Regions from separate parts of the Homo sapiens genome. Here regions 2 and 3 are each linked to region 1. A link is an interaction called in ENCODE POLR2A ChIA-PET data of the cell type or tissue named here. Cell type or tissue: MCF 10A. All regions are shown on one strand. Region 1 holds the start of ZNF551 (zinc finger protein 551). Region 2 has its middle 4.9 kb from the start of ZNF552. Region 3 holds the start of ZNF552 (zinc finger protein 552).

Region 1 (2,500 bases):
CAACATGCAAAAGTCAACATGTAAAACTCATATGCCCTTCCATACACTAACAATGAAAAATCTGAAAAGGAAATTAAGAAAACAATATCATTTGCAATAGTAATGTATATGGTCAAATGATCTCAACAAGGCTACCAAGACCACTCAATGGGGAAACGATGATCTTTTCAGCAAATGATGCTGGGAAAATGAAATATTCACATGCTAAGGAATGAAGGTGAACCCTTACCTAACACCAAAAACACAAATGAACTCAAAATGGACTAAAAACCTAAACATAAGACCCAAAACTATAAAACACTTAAAAGAAAATATAGGGTGAAAGTTTTATGACATTGAATTTGGCCATAATTTCTTGGATTTGACACCAAATACACATGTGACAAAAGAAAAATAGACCAATTAGACTTCATGAAAATTAAAACTTTAGTATATCAAACAATAACAAAGTGAAAGAGGAACCTATTTAATGAGAACAAAATACAGGTTGAATATCCCTGAGCCAAAAATCTAAAATCCAAAATGCTCCAAAATCCAAATTTTTTTTTTCTTTTTTTTTTTTTGGAGACGGAGTCTCCCCCTGTCGCCCAGGCTGGAGTGCAATGGCGTGATCTCGACTCACTGCAACCTCTGCCTCCCAGGTTCAAACGATTCTCCTGCCTCAGCCTCCCAAGTACTGGGATTACAGGCGCTCGCCACCATGCCCGGCTAATTTTTGTATTTTTAGTAGAGACAGGGTTTCACCATGTTGGCCAGGCTGGTCTCGAACTCCTGATCGCGTGATCCACCCACCTTGGCCTCCCAAAGTGCTGGGATTACAGGCGTGAACCACTGCGCCCGGCCCGCCCGACTAATTTTTGTATTTTTAGTAGAGATGGGGTTCCGCCATGTTGGCCAGCCTGGTCTCGAACTTCTGACCTCAGGTGATCCGCCCGCCTCGGCCTTCTAAAGTGCTGGGATTACAGGCGTGAGCCACCGCGCCCAACCCCCTGAAATAATATTTGTTTGCCTCTAGGGGCACCCTGAGCTTCGTGGAGTCTGAAATAATGTCTCTAAACACTTAAGTGATCAGTTACGGAAAACACTTCCCAGAAATCTGGGAAAAGCCCCTTTAAGAAGGAGTAAATACCTCCTTCTCCCCTAGAGGCCGAAGTCGCCATTTCCCTGCACGGGGCACAGCACCTCAGAATACAAGTTCGCAGAGGTCAAAGCAGTGGACACACTCCGAAGAGCTCCGTGGAGTTTTGGAAACTACATTATCCAGAGTGCAGAGCGCAAAACGGCGGCGGAGTTGAGCCAATGACAGCCCAGGATAGCAACACTTCCGCGCACGCGCAGCGCGACGGGCCGGAACTTCCGGCGTCCTCCTCGTGGCGGTCATTTTGGCCTCTGTCCTGTTTGTCCAGCCCGCCAGTTTCTGCAGTGGAGGTCGCGACTGAGGGACGGGACAGAGAAGTCGCGAAAGTGGGCCAGAGGTTCTGCGACACCACCTCGGGTGAGCTGCGCCAGGCCCGGGATAGGGACTGTTGTGTTCGAATGCCCGCCCCGGTCGGCCGCCGCTCCCCGCCTAGTCCACGGAGCTCAATGGCGGCAGTCGCGCTGAGGGACTCGGCTCAGGTGAGTTGTGCGTCCTCCGGGTCTCGCCTACCTCCCCCAGCAGAAGCCTTAAGGCCCAGTGAGGGATGCCTGCTCACAGCCCTGCAGCCCAGGCCCCAGTACCCTGGACAAGAAGGCGCTTGTGGATTGGACCCGTTTGTGACGCCCAGTGTGTACGGAAATGTGACGGGCAGTTGACTGGCGCGTGCAGAACTTGGAGCTGCGACTAAGCTGGGGGGGATTCAGGAGCCTGGGGTCCGTCTCGGGTCTGCAGGAACATAGAGTGAGGCAGAGTTGCACCTGACGAATTTGACGATTCTGAGGACACTGGCAGCCTTCGAGATTTGTGAACAGATAGGGACACTGGGCTAGGATTTCCTAAAGCTATCCAAAAGTTGCTCAGGGGAAGAACAGGCTGAAGAGAGGTAATAGTAGTTAGGCATAGGAAGACTGAGTTCTTGTCCAAGCTCACGCAGCTGGTAAAGTCAGCACTGAGAACTGAGGTGCGGAGATAGTGCAGCCAGCCCAGGCCACCTGGCTCCAAAACTGGACCAGGGTCATTGGGCGACCTGAGCCTCGCCACTCGTCTAGCCTTGGGCCCTGAGACTTTGAGCAAATACAAAGCCCAGAGTCTTAAGTCCAGGTTAGATTATATGAAGCTGTTGGCAGCCGGGGGAAAGGAGATGTAGAAGGTTGTCCAAGGCAAAGTTACCAGTATATGCTAAGTTTGGAGAGGAGGCTAAGATAGTTCAGGAACCTACAATTATTTTCTTTTCATGAGAACAGGGAGCAGTGTAGTAGAAGTCAGACCCGGAATGGTTCCCTGAGAAGTTGAGTTGTCTATTCGTTACTTAATAGTAACAGTGGGAGGTTTGGAGTGGAAGAGGGAGGTGATCTGGTTCTG
Region 2 (2,500 bases), 140 kb after region 1:
TCGGTTCTGACCAGAAAGGCGGGGACAACTCCAAGCAGGGAGGGGACTTCCAGGTCACATGTAGGTGAGAGACAAATAGTTGGATTCTTTTTAGTTTCTGATAAGTGTTTCCAAAGGAGGCAATCAGACTATGCACCTATCTCAGTGAGGAGAGCAATGACTGAATAGAATGGGAGGCAAGTTTGCCCTGAGCAGTTCCCAGATTGACTTTTCCCTTTAGCTTAGTAATTTTGAGGCCACAAGATTTTCCTTTCACAGATTCTATCAGCAGGAGAGTTGTTTTCTGTAGGAATCACAGAGATTCAGCTTTGCACTCCTGCTGTAGGGGAGCACATCCCTAACTTCCTTCATTTGCCTTAGGCACTCTAAGGCTTCTGAGGGCCTTCAGACACATTATAACACAACAACGCTTATCAGCTTCTGCTTCCAGTGCAGGTATTTTGCGACTGAACGACTGTTTCAAACGGTGTGGTAATTTGGATTTTTAGCCTTTGGGAGAATCCTAAATAATAGTTTCAGCTTGAGCTCCCTATTATTTACCTTGAGCTCCCCGAAATCTGAAGTAGTATTTTTCCAAATTCTTGAGTGATTAGTTACAGACACTAGTCTCCAGGAATCTCAATACGGCTTCTAAGGCTAGGTGAGACCCCTCCTCTGCCCTAGAAAGGCGCCTTTTTTTTTTTTTTTTTTTTTTTTTTGAGACAGAGTCTTGCTCTGTCGCGCAGGCTGGAGGGCAGTGGCGCGATCCCAGCTCACTGCAAGGAGGTTCACGCCATTCTCCTCCAGCCTCAGCCTCCAGAGTAGCTGTGACTATAGGCGCCCGCCACCACGCCCAGCTAACTTTTTTTTTTTGAATTTTTAGTAGACACGGGGTTTCACCGTGTTAGCCAGGATGGTCTCGATCTCCTGACCTCGCGATCCGCCCGCCTCAGCCTCCAAAAGTGCTGGGATTACTGGCGTGAGCCACCGCGCCCGGCCTCAGGGCGCGCTTTTAAGGAGAGTTCCTGACATGACGGTGGGCTTTTCCTGCAGATGCACCTCTGGGTAGCGCCCTCTTTACAGCCTTGAAACCTGGTCAACTACATTACTCAGAAAGCTCTGCGTTGAATGAATGCCGTCAGAGCCAATGAGGGCTCGGAAAGAAGCATTTCCGTGTGTGCGCCTAATGTAGGGCCGAGACTTCCGGGGTCCTCTTGTAGCGGCCACGTTGATCTGCGATACGCGTGTTTGCCCAGTGAGTGGCCCCGGACTGCTACGTGGGACTGCGGTGAATGAACCCAGAAGGTGGAGAGGAACCGTTCTCGGTGCACAGAGGCGGCTCTGCAGCCCGGTGAGGGCGCCTGCTGCTCCCGGGCAGTGCTTTCCCCAAGTAGTCCGATGGCTGCGGCTGCGCCGAGGCGCCCTACTCAGGTAATTGTGGCGTTTTCTGTGCCCTCAGGTCACCTCATCGTCACCCAGGTCCTAAACCAGCGAGGGAGAGGCTCCTGCTCACGGGTCTGTAGCCGGTACCCGGCGTAGGGACACTGAGGCGCTGGCAGGAGGGGTCCCTGTGTAAACGTCCAGTGGATTCACCTTGCCAGCTGCCTAGAGAGAGCCGATTTGTGAAGACAGGGGAATTGTAAGGAGAAATAGTAATTCACGCAGAGCCGGCTGTTCGGGAGACAGGAGTTTTATTATTATTCAAATCAGTCTCCCCGAGCATTTCTGGATCAGAGTTTTCAAAGTTAATTTGGCGGGTAGGGGCTTGGGAAGTGGGGAGTGCTGAACGGTCAGGTTGGAGATGGATTTATAGAGGGTTGAAGTGAGTTTTTCATGCTGTTTTCTGTTGTGGGTGGGATGGCAGAACTGATTGACCCAGATTACCGGTCTGTGTGTTGTCAGCTGATCCATCCAGTGTAGGATCTCCAAAATACCTCAAGCACTGATCTTAGCTTTTACAATTGTTATGTTATCTTCAGGAGCAACTTGGCGAGGTTCAGACTCTTGGAGCCAGAAGCTACATGACCCCTAAACGGTAATTTCTAATCTTATAGCTAAACTGTTAGTCCTGCAAAGGCAGGCTGGTCCCCAGGCAAGAAGGGAGTCTTTTCAGGAAAGGGCTGTTATCAATTTTGTTTCAGAGTGAAACCATGAACTGAATTCCTTCCCTAAGTTAATTCAGCCTGTGCCCAGGAATGAACAAGGACAGCTTAAAGGTTAAAAGCAAGATGGAGTCGGTTAGGTCTGATTTCTTTCACTGTCATAATTTCCTCAGTTATAATTTTGCAAAGACGGTTTCACCTGTGTTTGACATCAGTGCGATGCGGTGGGGAGAGCAACAGGCACAGGGAGGGGCCTAGGCGATGGTCTGGAGATGGAGGCAGCTGGGAGGATGGAACCTGGGGTCCACAGGCACCTGTCGGGAACAAAGTTTGAGGCAGAGCTACTCCTGGAAGAGCACACAGGCTGAGGGCTGTGCATTCATCATGAGGACACTAGAAGCCATGGAGAGTTTTGAAGA
Region 3 (2,500 bases), 130 kb after region 1:
ACAATCCATCTCTCCCACACATCTACTCTCGCACATCCTCCTCTCAAGGTCCTCAAACATAGGAGAAACTAGGCCCACTGGTCATGGGGTACAGCCACCAACAACAATAGTTAGTTGAACAAATAGGTATCTGTGCGGTGGCTGTGATATAAGAGTCCACCCCCTCCTGACAGGCACTTCCCCTAGTATGGCCGAGGTCATGGAAAGCCCAATGTGGCACCTTCAGCACAGCAGAGATACCCTCTCTGAACGCACCTCATTCTTTTTTTTTTTTTTTTTTTTTTTTTTTTGATACGGAGTCTCGCTCTGTCACCCAGGGTGGAGTGCAATGGCGCGATCTCGGCTCACGCAACCTCCGCCTCCCGGGTTCAAGCGAGTCTGCTGCCTCAGTTTCCCAAGTAGCTGGGATTACAGGCATGCGCCACCACGCCTGGCTAATTTTGTATTTTTAGTAGAGACAGGGTTTCTCCATGGTTGGTCAGGCTGGTCTCTACCTCCGGACCAACCCGCCTAGGCCTCCCAAAGTGCTGGGATTACAGGAGTGAGCCACTGCACCCGGCCCCACCCTCCACTTTCTTGTATGCGTTCCTTAAATGCTTCTACAGCCATAAAGGCCTGAGGGAAGAGGCTGACTTTACAGGACTGTGTCCCTGATAGGATCTGGTAAGCTCAGGCCTCCCTGAACGCTTTTGTGTCCACGGAGCCAGGTGACCTTGGACTATTGTCTAACCTGCGTGTCTCAGCACAAAGTGTCATCTCTACCACCTATATGATCTACAAGGATTCAATCTCAAAGGGCCCCAACGTCATCCCCTCTCTACTCTGTTATTTATTTGGCCTTTAGGAAACTTTAAAAGCCTGGACTTTGATCCAGTCCCTTCTTTCTTGGAAATTCTCCTATTTCTAGTGTCCTCGCAATGATTTCACAGCCCCCAGCCTCCTTGCTTTTCCAGGAGGAGTTCCGCCTCACAGGTTGTTCCCTACAGGCGCCTGTGGACCCCAGGTTCCATCCTCCCGGATCCGTCCATCTCCAGGCCATTGCCCGCGCCCCTCCCTGTACCTGTCGCTCTCCCCACCGCATCCCACGGGTGTCTGAAACAGGGATCCCTCCCGAGAGCGCCTCAGTGTCCCGACGCCGGGTCCGGGTTGCAGAGCCGTAAACAGGTGCCGCTCCCTCGCTGCTTTAGGACTTGTGTGACTAGGAGGTGACCGGAGAGCACGGAAGGCGCCACAATTACCTGAACGGGGAACCTTAGCGCGGCCGCCGCCATGGGACCACGTGGGGTAAGCTGGGTTGAGAGCAGCGGGCGCCGTTAAAGAGCTGCAGAGTCACGTCTGTGCAAAGAGAAGAACGACTCTCGACCTCCTGGATCCAGTCACCACCACGGTCCCAACACAGCGCTCCAAGGACTCCCTAACGCCAATGGAAATGGTCGCTACTAAAGGGCGCCGGGAGTCCCGCCTCTACCTTACTTGCGCACACGGAAACGCCTTCAATGTGAACTCTCACTGGCTCTGCCGTGCTGTCATTTGACGCAGAGCTTTCTGGGTAATGTAGTTTCCCAGGTTCCAAGGCCGTAAAGAGAGAGATTCCCAGGGGCGCTTCGGAAGGAAAAGCCCAGCTCCACCTCCGGGGCCCTCAGGGAAGCCTCCTGACCCGCACGGTGGCGCGCGCCTGTAATCCCAAATTTTGAGAGGCTGAGGTGTCAGGACTGCTTGAGCCCAGGTGGTCCAGGCTGCACTGAGCTATGACTGCACCACTGCACTCCAGCCTGGGCGACAGAACCTGTCTCAAAAGAAAAAGAAATGTTAATTAAGCGTTTGTGCTGTTAAGGGAGGAGACCACCTCTCATATTGTTTTATGCCCAATTTCTGCCTCCAAAGAAACAAGTAAAAACTAAAAGGCAGAAATGAAATCCACAGGCAGACAGCCAGGTGCCAACCCTGGGCCTGGTTAAAGATCGACCCCTGACCAAACCGGTTATGTTATCTATGGATTCCAGACATTGTATGGAAAAGCATTGTGAAAATCCCTGTCCTGTTCTGTTCCGTTCTGATTACCACTGCATGCAGCCCCCAGTCGTGTACCCCCTGCTTGCTCAATCGATCACAAACCTCTCATGTGGACCCCCTTAGAGTTGTAAGCCCTTAAAAGGGACAGGAATTCCTCACTTGGGGAGCTTGGTAGTTGGAGATGTGAGTCTTGCCAAAGCTCCAGGCTGAATACAGCCCTGCGGCTTGTCCTGCTACATTTCTTGGTTCCCTGACTGGGAAGCCAGGTGATTAACAGATAGTCGAGGCAGCCCCTTAGGCAGCTTAGGCCTGCCCTGTGGAGCATCCCTACAGGGGACTCTGGCCAGCTTGAGGGACGCAGAACCTGAGAGCACTCCCGGGTAGGCAATTGCCCCAGTGGAACACCTCGCCAGAGTGGCGTGTGGCAGGCCCCCACAGAGGATCAATGCAGCGGCTGAACACTGGGAAGGAACAGGCACTTGGAGTC

The links. ChIA-PET counts read pairs that join two places held together with the same protein. Peaks named below come from ENCODE experiments on the same cell type or tissue, not always from the same donor. Only the 100,000 strongest peaks of a DNase experiment are listed, where the experiment ranks them.
Region 2: POLR2A ChIA-PET joins it to region 1 with 10 read pairs; 11 of 35 experiments call an interaction of 5 or more read pairs at or near these places.
Region 3: POLR2A ChIA-PET joins it to region 1 with 10 read pairs; 11 of 35 experiments call an interaction of 5 or more read pairs at or near these places.

The regions. Positions count from the first base shown.
Region 1 is chr19:57,680,628-57,683,127 of GRCh38, forward strand. ZNF551 (zinc finger protein 551) reads left to right here and starts at 1,350. Exons shown (of 3, transcript NM_138347.5): 1 at 1,350-1,617. The coding sequence starts at 1,537. RefSeq lists an enhancer at 1,042-1,665 and a silencer at 1,721-1,790. In MCF 10A, a CTCF peak has its summit at 1,075; a DNase peak (open chromatin) is centred at 1,284.
Region 2 is chr19:57,818,536-57,821,035 of GRCh38, forward strand. No RefSeq gene overlaps it. Among named protein-coding and RNA genes, the nearest start is that of ZNF552, 4.9 kb to the left of the region's middle. RefSeq lists an enhancer at 1,145-1,374. In MCF 10A, no CTCF peak of the experiment used is centred here; a DNase peak (open chromatin) is centred at 1,136.
Region 3 is chr19:57,813,473-57,815,972 of GRCh38, forward strand. It overlaps ZNF552 (zinc finger protein 552), which reads right to left and starts at 1,441. Exons shown (of 3, transcript NM_024762.3): 1 at 1,239-1,441. The coding sequence starts at 1,271. RefSeq lists an enhancer at 1,716-1,765. In MCF 10A, no CTCF peak of the experiment used is centred here; a DNase peak (open chromatin) is centred at 1,489.